Regions from separate parts of the Homo sapiens genome. Here region 2 is linked to region 1. A link is a loop called in an ENCODE intact Hi-C map of the cell type or tissue named here. Cell type or tissue: mammary epithelial cell. All regions are shown on one strand. Links, peaks and the distances in the headings refer to the core of each region. The heading gives the core; the rest is flanking DNA.

Region 1 (10,014 bases), core at 1,113-9,112:
CTCCTGACCTCAAGTAATCCGCCTGCCTCGGCCTCCCAAAGTGCTGGGGTTACAGGCGTGAGCCACTGCCCCCGGCCTGTAAACTTTCATCTTAGACTAAACTTCTTCAGTTCACGTAAGGGCAACCAAGGGGGTTGGAGGGCTGGCAAGCGGGCCTTGGCTATCCAAGCAGGGGCCTAGTATATCCTGTTTCTTCTGTAGTTTGCTGACCTAAGCCAATTTAAGGCACTTTGTCTTGGAAATGGGCCACTGCATACATTATTTCCTTCAATGAGTGAGTTCTTGCTCGGGAAGTTTATGCAAGATCTAATTGTTTAAATGTGTGTGGCCCCTTCCCCCGTCGCTCTCTTGCTCCATCTCTCACGCTGCGACACGCTGGCTCCCTGCCACCTTTCACCATGATCGGAAGCTTCCTGAGGCTTCACCAGAAGCAGATGCTGGCACCATGCTTCCTGTTCGTGAGACACAATGACACCTCTTTTCTGTATAAATTACCCAGCCTCAGGTATTTCTTTATAGCAATGCAAGAACGGCCTGACAGAGGAGACTACCATAGCAAATAGCAGCGTGTGAACTACCCATTAAAGTACTTGCTAAGCTAATCTCCTCCTTTCTGCCAAGGGGTTAAAATGTTCAGAAACAACAATTCAACCTTCAGAAATGATGGCAAGCCAAACTCATTTAATGTGCGGCAGGCAGAGCTTCGCTCCCCGTACAGGGCTGCCAGATAACATGTGGGATAAACAGTGGGTTATTATTTATTTTAGTGTAAGTATGCCTCATGCACTATTTGGACATACTTATATGTAAAAAAAAAATACTGTGTGTCTGGGATTCCAATATAACTATGCACCCTGTTACTTTTATTTGCTAAGTCTTGGCCCCCTCACACCCTGGTTGCCTCCTCCAGGATTTTTTCTCTTGACTCTCATGTCCTACGTTTGCTTTGCTTTGGGGGAGCTCTGCAGACAGCCAAATGCTGTTTTTGCAGCGTGACTCTGAAAGCCTGCATTTGCTCCAGAGCTTATTAAGACAAGCCATTTCCACCACGATGAAGAGCACGCACGCACAGCCGTATCCCAGAATCAACGGTGTCTCAACGACAAAATTGAAAGCATTCTCACGTATTCCACCACTGGGAGTCCAATATGAAGCAGCAACACCCTTCTGGGTCATTATGGCTCATTTTCACTTTCAAAAGCACATGCTTCTGGGTGGTCTGGCCCCCGCGCCTGCCTCCGGCCCTCCTGTTCCTCACACCCACGCATAGTTAAGGTCCATTATGCACCCGACTCTGTCCAGGCAGGGAGCTGCCAGGGACAGTCATTTTCCAAAGAGGAAACACATTTGCTTAGCAAGTCTAGGCCTGCTGGTCTCCCCATCCAGACAGACAGGGAAGCTTCTCGTTACTTCTAATGCATCGCCCTGGGAGGCCGAAGGAGACCATTTCGGGAACTGTGCTTCCCAGCACAGGCTCTACCTCCAAAACACAGCAGGCAGGGGACAGAGCCTGGTGGCTGCCGCATGGTTACCTGTAACCAAGAGGTCACCCAGGGCTGAGGTGTAGGTGAGTCAGCGGCTACCCGTGTGTGGTCTCTCTGGAGCCCGCAGAGCTGGCAACTCAACTAGGAGTTCAAAGCTGTGATTTTACACGTCCGTGGAGCAGATATCAGGAGCTTAAAGAAATCATCTTCATCCCTTACAGTCCCTGGGGATGCATCTCCTGTGCTTCTCTGGTCTTTAAAGAGAAGGGCGATTTGGGTTAATTACCATAGTTACTGTCATTGCCTATTGGGCTCTGTGATGCTGGTTTCTCAGGATTAGTCATAAAATACGTGGATGGCCATTCCAAAGATGAGTTCTTACTGTAGTTGATTTTAAAGGCACTTCAGGGGAAGCCAAGGAACCAAGCTGCCAAAGGGCTACTGATGTTCTTTTTGGACCGAGCGCAACGGTCCTTTCATGTCTGCGTTCCTCCATCCGTCACTGATTCGCTCCAACGACACTGGCGGCACATTCACTGTGCGCTGAGGCTTCTGGGTGGGGTGTGGGGCCTCTGTGGTGAAGGAGGATGAGATAGGGAGGCCCATGTCCTGCAGGTCACAGTCCAGTGAGGAGTGCTCCTGAGACAGAGTTCAGCCTACATGCCGTGGAAATGGGCAGCTCCACGGTGAGCAAGCCTCAGGGGGCTGCACAGCAGGCAGTGGGTGTCAGGGGTGCAGTGGGGGCAGCTCCAACTCCACCTGGCCACAGACTCATACTCCGTCTTTCTCAGCTTCTGCCCTAATCCTGGTCCTCCTCCCTGTGCCCCCCACCCCTGCATGATGACACCTAGCATTGGTGCAGGCTGGGAATGTAGCTCTTTAGCTGAGCTGAATGCCTGCCTCAGCCTCACCGGGCCACTGTCATAGGGAGAAGGAAAGGGTGGTATCGGAAAGGCCACCATCACGGTCTGATGTGCCCTGGGGTTTACACTCTCAGGGGATGGTCTGTCTATGCTTAGGTCAAAATTCCAGCATCTGCCTTGCTTCCTCTTCTCTTGCAACCTTTATTGACCCTAAGCAAGTTCTCTTAAATCTACTTTGAAAGCATAGACTAGTCTGCACACATTTCTCCAGCTTTACTCCGTCACCCTCGCCCTGGTCACTGGTAACTCTCTCCTGGGCTTCTATAGTAACCTCCTAAGGGGTCTCTTTGCATGTCCCTTCTCTGTTGATACTGTCTTCTTAGAATGGCCAGAGTGATGTTTTGTTTTTTGTGGGGTTTTTTTTGAGACAGGGTCTCACTCTGTGGCCCAGGCTGGAGTGCAGTGGCACAATCTCGGTTCACTGCAACCTCTGCCTCCCAGGTTCAAGGGTTTCTCCCACCTCAGCTTCACGAGTAGCTGGGACTACAGGCACAAGCCAATACGCCCAGCTAATTTTTGTATTTTTAGTAGAGACAGGGGTTCACCATGTTAGCCAGGCTGGTCTTGAACTCCTGACCTCAGGTGATCCTCGTGCCTTGGCCTCCCAAAGTGCTGGAATTACAGGCGTGGGCCACTGTGCCCGGCCCAGAGTGATCCTTTAACTGCATAAACCAGATCATGTCCCATCTTTACTGAAAACTCTCCAGTAGCGTAAGATCCAGATCCCTTGCCTGGGCTTACAAACTCTGCAGGCTTCAGTTCGCAGCCTCCCCAGGTGCTCGTGCTGCCTGCTTCCACAGGTTCCACCGATGGTCCTTTCTTCTCTTCCACAGACATTCCACCCCCATCCCTACCTCAGGGCCTGGGCGCCAACTGTTCCTTCCACCTGGGGTGCTCTTCCCTGGCTCCTTCTTGTCATGTGGGTCTCCACTAAAGACCACGACCTCCAAAAGGAGACCTCACTCTCCACCTGCCACTAGCCTGACATTGGTTTATTTTCCTTACCCGTCTGCCTGCTCTCCGCCTTGCCCTGCTGGAGCCTGTTTGTCTCGTGTATGCTCTATCCCTACAGCACTGTCCAGCAAGGAGCAGGTGCACGGTGGGCAGATGTGCTCGGGTGAGCTGAGGTGGGAGCACAGACATGCAGGGATGGGGTGGCTCCTAGGTGGACCCCCATAGGTGGGAGGAGCTGGCCAGGTGACGAGTCAGGGAGGACATCTCGGGAGGAGGCAGCAGCTCTGGACAAATCTCAGGTGAGGGAAATAGCTTGGGACATTCAAAAAATGGAAAGATGACCAACATAGACACGGCATGGGTTGCACGGCTGGCCACTCAAAATGTGGCTGAGAGGTCCATGCCAGGCAGGGCCCTGCAGGCCAGGCTGTGAAATGTTGTCCGAAGGGCAACAGGGCAGCACTGAAGGCTTTGAGGAAGGGGGTGACATGGTCCAGTTTGCATTTCACAAATGTTGCAAGGAGGAAAACGGAAGGGAGTAGAGCTGGGGGTGCCCAGGAGACCAGCGAGGGGCTCGCAGTCGTCCAGGCAAGAAACCAGGGGCTTGGGCAGGAGGTCTGCATTGAAGGGAGTGCCAACAAGTCCCGGGAGAGTCAAGGGTGACTCCTCAGGTCTCGGGGTGCTTGTGAGGCTTCCCAGTGGAGAACGTGAGAAGTGGGTTGGGTAATGTGATTACGTCACATCTCAGAGCCAGAGGAATGCAGAGTCCTCCGACCACAGCCACGTCAGAGCTCAAGTTCAAGCTGCGACTGATCCCCGTGGGCTGAGATGTGTCTCCCCACAATTCCTATGTTGATATCCTAACCCCAGCACCTCAGCATGTGACTGTATTTGGAGACCGGACCTTTGTTTTGATTATTTATTTGTTTTTTGAGACAGAAATCTCTGTGTAACCTGGGCTGGAGTGCAGTGGTGCAATCATGGTTCAATGCAGCCTCGACCTCCTGGGCTCAAGGGATCCTCACACCTCAGCCTCACAGGAAGCTAGGGCTACAAGCGCGCACCACCAGCCCAGCCGACTTTTTTATTTTTTGTAGAAACGAAGTCTTGCCATGTTGCTCAGGCTGATCTCAAATTCCTGGGCTCAAGTGATCCTCCCGCCTTGGCCTCCCAAGTAGCTGAGACCACAGGCATGTACCACCATGCCTGGCTAATTTTTTTAAAAATATGTTTTTAAGAGACAGGTTCTCACTATATTGCCCAGGCTTGTGTCAAACTCCTGGGCTCAAACAATCCTCTTGCCTCAGCCTCCCAAAGTGCTGGGATTACAGGCATGAGCCATCGTGCCTGGTGGAGATAGGGTCTTTATAGAGGTGATTATTTTAAAATGAAGTCACATGGGTGGGCCCTAAACCCATCTGACTGGTGTCCTTATCAAAAGAGGAGATGAGGGCACAGACATGCACAGGGGAACACAGGGAAGGTGGCAGCTATAAGCCACAGTGAAGGGCCTCTGGAGGAACCAACTCTGCTGCCTTGATCTTGGGCTGCAACCCCAGAACTGTAGAGGATAAACACCTGTGGGGCTTTGTGACTGCAGCCCCAGCTGACTCATGCACTGATACTGAAGCAGAAGCAGGCAGGGAGTGGGGAGAGAGAGAGAACCCCAGACCACCTTTCCCAGCCAAGCTTCCAGAAGAGCTGTCCCGCTCCCATTTCGCCTCCTCACTTCCCAGCCCTGCATTCGGGGACCCTCTCTCCAAGAAGGCCTGTCCCCACGCCCTGGTCACGCTCCACTTGCCCCATTCCCGGGGTCCATTGTGGGTTCCGTCCCTTCTTCCACCCGTTCCGATGCTGTTTTTCCCGGGCTCTCCTCACCCAGGGAAGGGCCCTCGCCCCACCCACAGGCTGGGGACTCAGGAAGCCCACCTGCAGCCACATTCTCAACGCCCATGCTCCCATCCACCCTCCCTGCGGCCCCTGACACGGCTGCTCACACCCAGGCCTACCACGTCCTCCTCCCGATGTCCCTGTGCTCTGCAGCAGGCTCAGGCTCAGGGACAGCATTGTCATCACCCTGAGCACCCGTTGTGGAACCCCAAGGCCACTCCATGCTCCTCCCTCCCACCCGGAACCCAGTCAGCTGCCAACTCCTTTGACCCACATGCTCCCTCTGCAGGCTGGGATTAGAATTCGCGTCCTGACCTGGAGGCCAAAGCCCCTGCTGGTCCCCTGCCCTCCTCGGGTTCTGCAGGCCAAGAGCCGGGGTTTTGGCAGAGCCCTGAGTTTGAGCATTGCCACTCAGGGTTGAATGGCCTTTGACAAGTTCCTGAAGTTCCCTACATCTCAGTTTCCCCTTCTGTAAAGTGGGGCTAGAAATACAGCCTCCCTGGTAGGGCTATTGTGTTATACCAGACAGAGAATGCACAACACCGTCCTGGTCATTGCTGAACTAGTGAGAGCTGCTTTCCCTCCTCTTCCTCTTGCCCTCTCCCTCCTCCTCCCTCCGCTCACTCCCACTCCTCTTCCTCCCGCTTCCTCCTGCCCGTCCCTTTCCTCTCCCCTGTTGCAGCCCCTCATCTCCTGGCTCACCCTGTTTAGATCTGCAGATGCCCTAGTTCTGTGCCAGGCTACAGTACAGCAGGTACATTTCCTTCAGGAAGCCGTGCCCTGCTCCTGACCAGGACGAAGGAGCCACTGCCCACCCCTCCGTGAGGCCAAACCTGCTCCTGTTCCCCCATCTGTGTGTCCCCTTCTCAGACTCCTGTACGGGAGTTCAACCATTTCCAGAGACCCCACGGAGGCTGGAGTTTTTGTTCTCAGCCTAAAGGGTCTGTGTTGTTTTCCCAACCAGGAGACTGGGGCCAAAGCGTCCAACAAACAGGAGAGCAGGCCCAGCATCTGCAGCCCCAGCCCCAGCTGATACACAGCTAGACGCCCCCTCCTCACAGCCCCCTGTGGAGTGTGCAGAGACATGGGATTTAGAGAAGGGAATGAGGTGGTCCTGAGCAGTTTACTTTGAGAAATTAACCCCAGAAACTGCTGAAAGTCACTGTAGTGTGAGTGGACAGGTACTTCTGCTTTTCTGGGAGAAGGAAGTTGCTGGGGGGTCCTCCAGACAGCATTCCCGGCCTTGCTCTCCCATGTCTGCACCTGGCATTGGAGAGGAGCAAGTGCTGCTCTTAGATCCTGCATTTATTTTAGGAGGTGGGGAGGGGACCCCTGGCCCTGACTACCCCAGGGTGGCCTGTGAACAGCAGCATTTCATCACGGGGGTGCTGGTCAGAAAGGCCGAACCCCAGGCCTGCCCCACGCATAGGCACCGTGCCTGGTGCATGTGGGCTTCGTAAGTCAACAAGAGAGTGGACTGTGTCATTGGTTCAGTGACCAGCCGTATTCAGAAGGACTGGAACACGGGGTGTACACGGCAGAGCCGTGGGAGGAAAAGCGAGTGGGGTAAGCGTCTGTGAGTGGATAAAACCCAGCTCCTGCCCTTGGAGAGCTCATAGGTGAATTGGTTCATAACCTCAACTTGCAGGATTTCCCGGGACTAGCCTGTGCCCCAGTGAGTTTGCTACTCAGGGTATGATCTGAGGTCAGCAGCAGCCCCTGAGAGTTTATCAGGAAAGAAAAGTCCTGGGCCCAACCCCAGACTGGCAAATTGGGTGTTGAGGCCAGGAATCTAGGTTTTAACAAGCATTCCTGGTGATTTTTTCTTTTTTTTTTTTTTTTTGAGACGGAGTTTTGCTCTTGTTGCCCAGGCTGGAGTGCAGTGGCGTGATCTTGGCTCGCTGCAACCTCTGCCTTCTGGGTTCAAGTGATTCTCCTGCCTCAGCCTCACAAGTAGGTGGGATTACAGGTGCCCATGACCACGCCTGGCTAATTTTTTTATTTTTAGTAGAGTCAGGGTTTCTCCATGTTGGCCGGGCTGGTCTGGAACTCCTGACCGCTGGTGATCCACCCACCTTGGCCTCCCAAAGTGCTGGGATTACAGGCGTGAGCCACCCCGCCTGGCCTAGCCTGTCCTTTTTAAGCCACTTTCCCAGAGACTTCATCCTGCAGCCGCCAGTCACATCGCGTGGTTCTTAGATGTGTCGCATGACGAGACCTAGCAGGGGCGCAGGCTGGGAATGCAGCTCTTTAGCCGGGCTGCACGCCTGCCTCAGCCTCACCAGGCCACTGTCATAGGAAGAAGGAAAGGGTGGTATTGGGAAGGCCACCATTGCGGTCTGCTGTGCCCTGGGGGTAACTCTTAATGCTGCCTACCAGATTGTCTGGTTTTCCTCTGTGCATGAACATGGCAGGATTGCCTGTTCTGTCTCCTTTGCAGGGAGTAGTGAATATGGTACAAGCTACTCCCCATGGACTGTGGGGAGAAGTAGGCAAAGCATTTAAAATGCTGGCATGCGACTCCAAGAGCACTCTTCCTTTGCCTGGCAGCTGAGGGGCTTGAGCACACAGCTGTTCCCTCCCTACACCCTGGCCCTGAGGGACATCTCTGCACAGAGCCTCCTTGCTCACTGTCCCTGCTGCCTGAGGACCTGCAATGGATATGTGGTCTCAACAAGAGATGATCTGCTGTTCTTTTAAATGACTGGGATATGGGGGATGTTTGATACTTCAGCATAACCTTGATCATCCTGACTGATACAACAAATATTGTAGTCCTATAAAATAATTTTTAAACAAATTATTTCTTCGTAATCTGCTCATGAAACTCTTGTCCCTTCTTCAAGATGCAGTCCCTCCTCTGGGAAGCCTATCCTGACTTGAGTCTCAAGTTGAATTGACCTTGCGTTTCCACTCTTCTTTACATGGTGCCTCTATAGAGTAGTGGCTTCCTAGATTGTCAGTTGTCTATGTACCAAACTCCCCTCCCCAAACTGAGTTTCTTAAGGTCAAGGTGGCATTTATCTCCATATCCTAGCTCCAGAACAGTGCCCAGCATGTATGAGGCCTTCAAGTTGGTCTTGCTGGATTGAACTGAAGTAGAGACACAGATAGACAGGTGCATCAAACTGCAGAATTTTCTTGTCCATATGCTTTTGCTCATTCTTCCTTCTGTGCTTGCAGTGTTCTATTTTGCTTCTTGAATCCCCATCTTTCTATTTATATCATAAATTATATTTATATTCACCTGTAAGGGTGCTGTCTCTTGAAGGGAAAGTGATTGATCATTCAATAAATGTTTTTTGAGAAACTACTATGTGCCAGGTACCTTTCTAGATTCTGGATATACAGTGATGGATGAAATAGACAAAGGTATGTTCATTCCAGTAGATAAGATAGAAATAAAAATACATTAGGATATAATAAATACATAACGTCAGCTGATGACAAATGCTGTGCAGAAAAGTAAATCAGTGGAAGGGGTTAGAGAGTGATGGGAGATGCTGCTTTTAAAGGGAGGTATAGAAAAGCCTCTTTGAGTAGGTAACATTTGAGCTGACCCATGAAGAAAATGAGGAAATTCACAATGCACATACCTGCAGGAAGAGCATGTCTAGTAGAGGGAACAGAAAATGTAAAGCCCATGGTGGGAAGCACAGGCAGGCCAGTGTGACTGAGTGCAGTGAGTGAAGGGAAGAACAGAGATGAGACTGGAGAGGCAGTTGGGGATGGATCTTTTAGGGTCCTAAAAGCAGGGCTGAGCGGCTTGAATTTTACTGTAAGCTCAATGGGAAGCCAGGATTGTTTTAAGTAGGACAGAGACAAAATCCAGCTTGTGCTTTAAAAAGATCATGCTGGCCAATAGTTGAAGAATAGATTGGGTTAGGGGGAGTCTCATTAGGAAGGCATTGAGTGTCCCAGGTAAAGGTTGATGGTATTCCAGGTGAAAGTCAATAGTGGCTTGGGCAGAGGGTGTCAGGGAAGGTGCCACAGGGGAAGAACAGTTCTGAAGGCATGGGAAGTGTGAATCCCACACTGTATTTTGGACACGTCTGATTCAAGATGCCTGTTAGACACTGAATGGTCTTTCCAGGAGACCAGATTCACTAGTCTGGAATCATGGCAGTGGATGGGGCTTGGCATGTAAGTTTGAGAGTTCTTAACATTTAGGTGATTTTTAATTCAGTAGGCTGGACTGGATCACCTGGAAAAGCTGGTAGATAGATCAGCACAGAGATCTGAGGACAAGACTGAAGGTTTCATCTAAGTTGTGAAGGAGAGAGAGTTAGCAAAGAAGGAGAAAGAATGGCTTGGAAGGTAGGCACAAGGAGAAGCGCAAAAGAAGAGTGTGTCCAAAAGGCAAAATGAAGACTCTCATTGAAACATGAAATGAGCACCTAAGATGCTATTTAACTCAGGAATAAATGAAGGAACTAATCAGATGTTACAACCAGTTCAAAGGAGGAGTCAAAGCCCCAGCCATTCTAGAGGCACTAAAGAAACCTGAATCAAATTTACAAACATTCATGGCAGGTCTACCAGAGGCCAATAACCAATTGCATTCCAGCAGACACAACTAATTTGCCTTTCTAGAAACAAAAGTTATTTGCATTGTTCTCAGTTTTCTACAACTTTTCTCAATTCATAAAGTAGCCCAATGAAAGGTAGAAAGAATCCAGAGGGTGTACTAGACAGGATGCTCAGTAAAGTTTGCTTGGTTTTTTTCTTCCCACTTTAAATTCTTCTCCCAATTTTTCCTGACA
Region 2 (10,014 bases), core at 848-8,847, 55 kb before region 1:
AGGCTGTCAGCTTGGCCCCACCTCTGGGGCTCCTCCTCGAGCTTGGGACACTCCATGGTTTGTGCTCTATGCTCCAGGGGAACCACATTCGCCCTGGGGCATCCTGTCTTTGCTGATGGCGTTCCCTCTGCTGACAGTGCTGCTCCCATTCTCCGGGCAATTCCAACCCTGGAGAGTCCTCAGGGTTCTTCCAGGACAGTGTTCCACCAAGTGATGCCTCCCCATTCCTGAGGCTGGATGACAAACTCATCCCCCGGGCTCCACATATCTCCCGTTTCCTCCCACCACGGCATTGACTTTGGGTGCTGGCCTCGTCTGACAGGGGTCTCCCCACAATTAGATTGTGCCTTCATCATTTTTGAATCCCCAGTACCAGGCTCAGTGCCCAGCACAACTGATGTGTGTTGAATAAACGTGCTCCACAGAGGGTGAACTATGTGGCTTTCCTAAGTGATTTTTCTTTTTCCTTTTTTTTTGAGATGGAGTTTTGCTTTTGTCACCCAGGCTGTAGTGCAATGGTGTAATCTCGGCACACTGCAACCTCCACTTCCTGGGTTCAAGCAATTCTCCTGCCTCAGCCTCCAGAGTAGCTGAGATTACAGATGTGTGCCACCACACCCGGCTAATTTTTGTATTTTTAATAGAGACGGGGTTTCACCATGTTGGCCAGGCTGGTCTTGAACTTCTAACCTCAGGTGATCCGCCCACCTTGGCCTCCCAAAGTGCTAGGATTATAGGCATGAGCCCCCACGCCTGGCCCCTAAGTGATTTTTCTATATCAAACACCAAGAAGAAACAGGGGCAGCGGAATGGAAGGCTCGGCTGCTTTCGGACAGGGGAGAGGTCAGCTTCTCAGAGCCTTCTTGACCTTCAGCCTCTGAGGCTCGTATCGGGAGGAGGGGCCCCGCTGACGCTGTTGAGTGCCAGCTGCCTGGGTTCAGAACAGGCCAGGCTGGTTGGGTTGGTTGTGTGTGGGAGAATCAGGAAGAGGGAGCTTGTTCATAATCCAGCTCGTTTACCCAACAAACAATAAAACAGAAGGCAGGATTGTTCGGAGATGCCGGATGGCAGCCATGAGAAAGACCCCACTGGTCTGAGAGGTCTGTGCAGGAATGCACGGAGCCTGGGAAACACAGAGAGGTATGGGGCCTGAGGGTGAGGACGCAGGACAGGTTAGGGACGGGTGGCGCTGGGTGCTGGCTCTGGCAGAGAGCAAGCCAACTGGGGGCATTTCTTTCCAGCCCCGTGGCTGATGGTCTCGCCGTGCGTGATGGTGAATTTTATGTGTCGCCTTGATGGGACCTTGGGGGTGCTCAGACATTTGGTCAAGCCTCTGTGTTTGCGAGGATGTTTCTGGATGGGACTAGCATTCAAATCTGCAGACCGAGGCAAGCAGAGTGTCCTCCCCGCAGAAGGTGGGCCTCACCTCATCCATCAGGGGCCTGAATAGAATAAAAAGTTGAAGAGGAGAGAATTATTTGCCTCTGCCTGTCTTCAAGGTGGAACCATAGGTCTTCTCCTGCCTTTGGACTTAGACTCAGCAGAAAGAGCACCTCCCCTGGCCAATGCTTTTGGCAGGATTCCAGAATGTGCACTCCTGGAGCCCTGGACCACGGCTGGCTTGGTTCCAGCCCATCTGTGACCATCTCTCCTAGGATGCTGGGATGTTCTGTGGGGCCAAGCTAGGGCTACTTGCCTACTTCTGCTGCAAGGGAGGGGTCAGCCCCATGGGAACCATAAGTGTGGGGATTGGGGCAGCCTGATTCTCTAGGAAGAACTGCTGCCCTCTTTCTAGGAAAAAGGAGAAGGGATTTCAGGCAGCCCAAGCTAACAGAGGCCTGCTGTGCACTTGTGTGTTCTGAGCACTGGCTAGGAAGTGCAGGGCTTCCAAGAAGACCTAAAATTCATGAGAACCAAGACAAGGCAGTGAAGGTGTGATCCTGATAAAAGGTGACCAAGACAAGGCAGTGAACGTGTCATCCTGATAAAAGGTGACTGCAGGGGCTGCCCAGGGCAGGGAGGGCTCAGCCTGGAGTGGGTCCATCCCGTCCTTGAGTCATTCTGTCCTTCCCCTCATCTGACAGGTGCCTGGCTCTTTGTTCTTCCTTCATCGTGGGGGACAAGGGTGCAGGGGACGACGTGTTCATTTTCCTCTCCTATGCTCAGCTCACGGCCCCCGCCCTCCACTCCCCGCCTCACACTGATCACTTTCCCATTCAGCAGGTTCGATGCACGCACAGGATGCACGCGCCTCCTTGCAGAACACCGTGTGGGGCTTCCAGTGAGCGCTTCATATTGTAAATGCCACTGTGCCCCGGATCCCACTGTTTCACTCAACACTGTTCTTGATTGTTGTCATCAAGTTTAAAAAAAAAATTATGGTAAAATACATATAAGCTAAAACTGACCTTTTTTTTTTTTTTTTTTTTGAGATGGAGTCTTGCTCTGTCCCCCAGGCTGGAGTGCAGTGGCACAATCTCAGCTCACTGCAGCCTCCGCCTCCTGGGTTCAAATGATCCTCCTGCCTCAGCCTCCCAAGTAGCTGGGATTACAGGCACCCACCACCACACCAGGCTAATTTTTGTATTTTTAGTAGAGACGGGGTTTCACCATGTTGATCAGGCTGGTCTCGAACTCCTGACCTCAAGTGATTTGCCCGCCTCAGCCTCCCAGAGTGCTGGGATTACAGGTGTGAGCTACTGCACCCAGCCCATTTTAACCATTTCTAAGTGTATTGTTCACTGGCATTAAGTTCATTCAAACTGTTGTGCAGCTGCCACCATCATCCATCTCCAGAACTTGTCATTTTTCCAAACTGAAACTCTGTTCCCATTAAACCCCAACTCTATGTTTCCTCCTCCCCCAGCCCCTGGCAACCACCATGCTACTTTCTGTCTCTATGGGTTTGACCATTCTAGGGACCTCATTTAACCTGAGCCCTACAGCCTTCACCTTTCTGTGGCTGATTTATTTCACTTGGCGTGACATCCTCAAAGTTCATCCATGTTGTCACCTGTGTCAGAATCTCCTTATTTCCAAGGCTGAGTGATATTCCGTTGTGTGGATGGACCACACTCTGTTTATTCATTCACCTGTCAATGGATGTTTGGTCCATTTCTACCTTTCGGCTAGTGTGAAAAAAAGCAGCTGAGAACATGAGTGTACAAATACCTCTTTGAAACCCTGCATTTAGTTCTTTTGGAGACAGACCCAGAAGTGGTATTGCTGGATGACATGCTAATTCCATGTTTAATTTTTGGAGAAACAGCCATCCCATTTTCCACAGGGGCCGCACCGTTTTACATCCCCACCCACAGTGTGCAAGGGTTCCAGTTTCTCCATGGCCTCGCTGACACTTGTTATTCTCCACCTCGTTGACAGTAGCCATCCTGAGGAGTGTGAGGTGGTGCTGTGTGTTATTCTCCACCTCATTGACAGTAGCCATCCTGAGGAGTGTGAGGTGGTGCTGTGTGTTATTCTCCACCTCATTGACAGTAGCCATCCTGAGGAGTGTGAGGTGGTGCTGTGTGTTATTCTCCACCTCGTTGACAGTAGCCATCCTGAGGAGTGTGAGGTGGTGCTGTGTGTTACTTTTACTTGTCTCCATGCAGCTAAGGGCACGCCAGTGCACGCCTAATGCAGGCGGGGTGACACCTGCACAGTTCCATCTGCTGCTTCACGACGTGTTGCTAACTCAGTCGCCGACCACTGGACTCTGGGCTGCTCCATTCCTAACTTCCACAGTGTTGATGGATACCGATGCAAGCCCTTCTGGGGAAGACACAGTGAGAGCCTCTCTCAGCCATGCATTCCTCAGCCTGACTGCAAGGTCGCAGCCCCCTACAAAGCCCAGTCTGAGTGCTTCCCAGGCTGCCATGTGCCAGGTCTCCCTCCCACGGCTGTCCTGGAAGGCTCTGCTTTGCACCAACTTGCCAGCACTTGGCATTAGTCAACCCTCTAGCTTTTACCAATCTGATGGGTGTAAAGGGAATTCCTGCGTTTTACTTTGCATTTCTCTGATTCCTGTGGGTTTGAGCAGCTCTTCATTGAATTGTGTGTCATTTGCACTTTCCCTTCTGGGAATTGTCTGTTGGGGTTGGCTTTCTGTCAACTTAAACAGGAGCAAACTTGGTTACTTTTAATTAAAAGCAGGCTCGTGGCAGCAGGGGAGTTTTACATGCATAGGAAGGTCAGGTCCAGCCCTGCCCATCTTCGTGCATACTCTCTCTTTGGTCACTGCTGTGCGGCATGGTGAGCTTGGCACCTGGCCTTCAGAATGCAGCCACAGAAGGGAGTTCATGGGCTAGGCATTCTGCTAAGGGACACAGCTGTCTCTGGCTCCTGCATCCAATTACTGGACTCTCTGCTTCATTGCTCTGGTGGAGCTGCCAGCCTGAGTCTCCACATGTTCTTTCAACACTCCCTTGGTGGCCAGCCCAGTGTGCTTTTAATCATTGACAAGCAAGAGGATGCCACAGAGAAGGATGTTGGCTGCTGTTCAGGCATTTGGGGACTGGCAGGGAGGGCTGCTGTCCACGACGGAGGATGCCACAAGTGGATTCAAGACTGAGTTTTTTGTTTTTCTATCCATCAACTCAAGCATTTGTTATTTTGTTTGTGTTACACATAGTCCAATTATACTCTTTTAGCTATTTTTAAATGTACAATAAATTTTTATTGATTCTAGTCACCCTGTTGTGCTATCAAATGCTAGATCTTATTCATTCTAATTATATTTTTGTACCCATTAGCCATCCCCTTTCTCTCCTTCCCACCCCCCAACTACCCTTTGCAGCATCTGGTAACCATCATTCTACTCTCTATCTCCATGAGTTCAATTGTTTTCGTTTTTAGCTCCCACAAATAACTGAGAACATTTGAAGTTTGTCTTTCTGTGCCTGGCTAATTTCGCTTAACATAATGACCTCCAGTTCCATCCATGCTGTTGCAAATGGCAGGATCTCATTATTTTTATGACTGAATAGTACTCCACTGTGTAAACGCACTGCATTTTCTTTATCCGTTCCTCTGTCAATGGACACTTAGGTTGCTCCCAAATCTTGGCTTTTGTGAACAGTGTTGCAATAAACATGGCAGTACAAATATCTTTTCGATATACTAATATCCATTCTTTGGGGTATATACCTAGTAATGGGAATGCTGGATCATATAGCAGCTCTATTTTTAGTTTTTTGAGACACCACCAAACTGTTCTTCACAGTGGCTGTACTAATTTACTTTTCCACCAATAGTGTACGAGAGTTCCCTAATCTTCACATCCTCACCAGCATTCGTTATTGCCTGTCTTTTGGATAAAAATCATTTTAATTGGAGTGAGATGATATCTCATTGTGGTTTTGATTTGCATTTCTCTGATGATCAGTGATGTTGAACATCTTTTCATATGCCTGTTTGCCATTTGTATGTCTTTTTTTTTTTTGAGAAATGTCTATTCCAATCTTTTGTCTATTTTTTAATCAGACTATTGGATTTTTTCCTGTTGAGCTGTTTGAGCTCCTTATATATTCTGATTATTAATCCCTTGTCAGATGGGTAGTTTGCAAATATTTTCTCCCACTCTGTGGGGTGGCTCTTTACTTTGTTGATTGTTTCCTTTGCTGTGCAGAAGCTTTTTAACTTGATGTGATCCCATTTGTCCATTTTTGCTTTGGTTGCCTGTGCTTGTAGGATATTACTCAGGAAATCTTTGCCCAGTCCAATGTCCTGGAGCATTTCCCCAATGTTTTCTTTTAGTAATTTCATAGTGCGAGGTCTTAGATTTAAGTCTTTACTCCATTTTGATTTGATTTTTTTATATGGTGAGAGATAGGGGTCTAGTTTTCTTCTTCTGCATATGGATATCTAGTTCTCCCAGCACCATTTATTGAAGTGACTGTCCTTTCCCCAATGTGTGTGTTCTTGGCACCTTTGTCAAAAATGAGTTCACTGTAAATGTAGGGATATATTTCTGGGTTCTTTATTCTTTTCCATTGGTCTATGTGTCTGTGTTTATGCCAGTACCATACTGTTTTTATTACCATAGCTCTGTAGTATAATTTGAACTCAGCTAATGTGATTCCTCCAGTTTTGTTCCTTTTGTTCAGGATAGCTTTGGCTATTTTGGGTCTTTTGTGGTTCCAAATAAATTTTGGAATTATTTTTTCTATTTCTGTGAAGAATGTCATTGGTATTTTGATAGGAATTGCATTGAATTTGTAGATTGCTTTGGGTAGTATGGACGTTTTAACAGTATTGATTCTTCCAATCCATGAACATAGAATATCTTTCCATTTTTTCTGTCCTCCTCAATTTTAATTGCTTGCATCAATCTTTTATAGTTTTCATTGTAGAGATCTTTTACTTCCTTGGTTAAATTTATTCCTGGGTATTTTATTATATTTGCACCTATTGTAAATGGGATTACTTTCTGGATTTTTTTCAGATTATTTGTTGTTGGCATATAGAAATGCTATTGATTTTTGTGAGTTGATTTTGTATCCTGCAACTTTATCAAATTTTTTTTTATCAGTTCAAAGAGATTTCTGGTGGAGTATTCAGGTTTCTCCAAATATTGGATCATATCATCTGTAAACATGGTTAACTTGACTTCTTCCTTTCCAATTTGGATGCTCTTTATTTTTATCTTTTGTCTAGTTGCTCTAGCTAAGACTTACAGTGCTATGTTGAATAACAGTGGTGAAAGAAGGCATCCCTGTCTTGTTCCAGATCTTAGAGGTAAGGTTTTTAGTTTTTCTTCTTCAGTGTGACACTAGCTGTGGGTCCATCATATATGACGTTTGTTGTGTTGAGGTATGTTCCTCCCATACCCAGTTCTTTGAGAGTTTTTATCATGAAGTGATGTTGAATTTTATCAAATCCTTTTTCAGTCCAATTGAAATGCTCATATGGTTTTAATTCTGTTGATATGATGTATCACATTGATTGATTTTCATATATTGGGCCATCCTTGCATCCCTGGGATAAATCCTACTTGATCATGATGAATTATCTTTTTAATATGTTGTTGAATTTGGTTTTCAAGTATTTTTTTGAGGATTTTTTTCATCAATGTTCATCAGGGACAGTGGCCTGTAGTTTTCTTTTTCTTTTTCTTTTTGATGTGTCTTTGTCTGGTTTTGGTATCAGGGTAACACTGTCCTTGTAGAATGAATACAGAAGTATTTCCTCCTCTATTTTTCTGCATGGTTTGAGTAGGATTGGTATTAGTTCTTGTTTAAATATTGTGGTAAAATTCAGCAGTGAAGCCTTTTGGGTCTTGGGCTTTTCTTTGCTGGGAGGCTTTTTATTATGACCTCAATTGTATTACTTGTTATTGGTCTGTGAAGGTTTTGGATTTCTTCATGGGTCAATCTTTGTAGATTGTATGTGTCTAGAAATTTATCCATTTCTTTTAGGCTTTCAAATTTATTGGCATATAGCTGCTCTTAGGTGCTTCTAATGATCCTTTGCATTTCTGTGGCATCTGTTGTAATGTCTCCTTTTTCATCTCCATTCTTATTTTTGGGTCTTCTCTCTTAGTCTGGCTAAAGGTTTGTTGACATTTTTTATTCCTTTCTCAAAATTTTTTTGACTTTCTTGTCAAGTTTTGTCAAGTTTTTCTACTTCTTTGTTATAGGCATTTATTGCTATAAACTTTCTTCTTAGTACTGCTTTCATTGTATCCAATAGGTTTTGGTATGTTGTGGTTTCATTGTAATTTGTTTTGAGAATTTTTTTAACTTTTTATTAATTCCTTCATTGACCCACTGGTCATTCAGGAACATGTTGTTTAATTTCCATGTGTTTGTATAGTTTCCAAAATTCTTCTCATTATTGATTTCTAGTTTAATACAGTGTGGTCAGAGAAGGTACTTGGTATAATTTCATGTTTTTGAATTTTTAAAGACTTGTTTTGTGGCCTAACATATGCTCTATCCTTGAAAACAATCCATGTGCTGAGGAGAAGAATGTGTATTCTGCAACTGTTGGGTAAAATGTTCTGTAAATATCTATTCATTCCATTTGGTCTATACTGTAGATTAAGACTGATGTTTCTTTGTTGATTTTCTGCCTGGATGATCTGTCCAATGCCGAAGGTGGGATGTTGAAGTCTCCAGCTATTATTGTATTGGGGTCTATCTCTCTTTTAGCTCTAATAATATTTTCTTTATATATCTGTGTGCTCCAGTGTTAGGAGCATATATATTTACAATTGTTATATCCTCTTGCAGAATTGACCTGTTTATCATTATATAATGACTTTCTTTGTTCTTTTTATAGTTTTTATTCTTGAAATCTGTTAGGTCTGATCTAAGTATAGCTACACCTGCTCTTTTTTGGTTTTCACTGGCATAGAATATCTATTTTATCCCTTTATTTTCAGTCACTGTGTGTCTTTGTAGGTGAAGCATGTTTCTTGTAGGCAATAGATTGTTGGGTCTTGTTTTTATATCCATTCAGCCATGCTTATGCCTTTTGATTGAAGAGTTTAGTCTATTTACATTCAATGTTATCATTGAAAAATTAGGACTTGCCCCTGCCAATTTGTTATTTTCTGATTGTTTTGTGATCTTTTCTTCCTTCTTTCTTTCCTTCCTGTCTTCTTTTCAGTGGAGGTGATTTTTTCTCTGGTAGTATGTTTTAATGTTTTGCTTTTTATTTTTGTATATCTGTTGTATGTTTTTTGATTTGAGGTTACTATGAGGCTTACAAAAATATCTTCTTATAACCCATTATTCTAAACTCGTGAGAACTTAACACAGATTACATAAACAAACTACAAACAAGCAAATAGAAAACTAACAAAAACTCTACACTTTAACTTCATCTCCCTGTTTTTTTAACTTTTTATTGTCTCTATGTTTTACTATATCTTGAAAAGTTGTTGTAGTTATTATTTTGATATGTTAAACTCTACACTTTAACTTCATCTCCCTGTTTTTTTAACTTCATCTCCCTGTTTTTTTAACTTTTTATTGTCTCTATGTTTTACTATATCTTGAAAAGTTGTTGTAGTTATTATTTTGATATGTTAATCTTGCAGTCTTTCTACTCACAATATGAATAGTTTACATACCATAATTACAGTATTATAATATTCTGTGCTTTTCTGCGTACTTACTATTTCCAGTGAGTTTTGTACATTCAGATGATTTCTTACTGCTTATTAATGTCCTTTTCTTTCAGATTGAAGAACTGCCTTTAGTATTTCTTGTAGGAAAGGTCTGATGTTGGTGAAATCTCAGATTTTGTTTGTCTGGGAAAGTCTTTATCTCGCCTTCATGTTTGAAGGATATTTTTGTTGGATATACTATTCTAGGATAAAACGGTTTTTTTCCACATTTTAAATATGTCATACCACTCCCTCCTGGCTTGTAAGGTTTCCACTGAGAAGTCTACTGCCAGATGTATTGGAGCTCCATTGTATGTTATTTGTTTTTTTTTTTCTTGCTGCTTTTAGGGTCCTTTCTTTAACCTTGACCTTTGAAGTTTGATTATTAAATGTTTTGAGGTAGTCTTATTGGGGTTAAATCTGCATGGTATTCTATAATCATCTTACATTTGAATGTTGATATCTGTCTCTAAGTTTGTAAAGTTCTCTGTTATTATCCCTTTGAATAAACTTTTTACCCTGATCTCTCTCTCCCTACCCCCTCTTTAAGGCTAATATTGCTTAGATTTGCTTTTTTGAGACCATTTTCTAGATCTTGTAGGCACGCTTTATTCTTTTTTATTTTTTTATTTTGTCTCCTCTGACTATGTATTTTAAAATAGCCTTTCTTCAGGCTCACTAATTATTTCTTCTGCTTGATCAGTTCTGCTGTTGAGACTCTGATGAATTCAATATGTGAATTGCATTTCTTGGCTTCAGAATTTCTGCTTGATTCTTTTTAATTATTTCAATCTCTTTGTTAAATTTATCTGATAAGATTCTGAATTCCTTCTCTGTGTTATCTTGAATTTCAATGAGCTTCCTGTAAATAGTTATTTTGAATTTTCTGTGTGAAAGGTTAC

The links. Peaks named below come from ENCODE experiments on the same cell type or tissue, not always from the same donor. Only the 100,000 strongest peaks of a DNase experiment are listed, where the experiment ranks them.
Region 2: a loop joins it to region 1, with 4 times the contacts of the local background. A loop is called at or near these places in 5 of 110 quality-filtered maps.

Annotation. Positions count from the first base shown.
Region 1 is chr11:71,338,226-71,348,239 of GRCh38, forward strand. No RefSeq gene overlaps it. Among named protein-coding and RNA genes, the nearest start is that of SHANK2, 91 kb to the left of the region's middle. RefSeq lists an enhancer at 5,338-5,837. In mammary epithelial cell, for the core only: a CTCF peak has its summit at 5,543 (motif pointing left); DNase peaks (open chromatin) are centred at 1,366 and 4,126; H3K27me3 peaks cover 253 bases.
Region 2 is chr11:71,283,132-71,293,145 of GRCh38, forward strand. It overlaps LOC124902706 (a long non-coding RNA gene), which reads left to right and starts at 950. Exons shown (of 2, transcript XR_007062765.1): 1 at 950-1,991; 2 at 3,612-4,686. In mammary epithelial cell, for the core only: no CTCF peak of the experiment used is centred there; a DNase peak (open chromatin) is centred at 4,070; H3K27ac peaks cover 1,191 bases.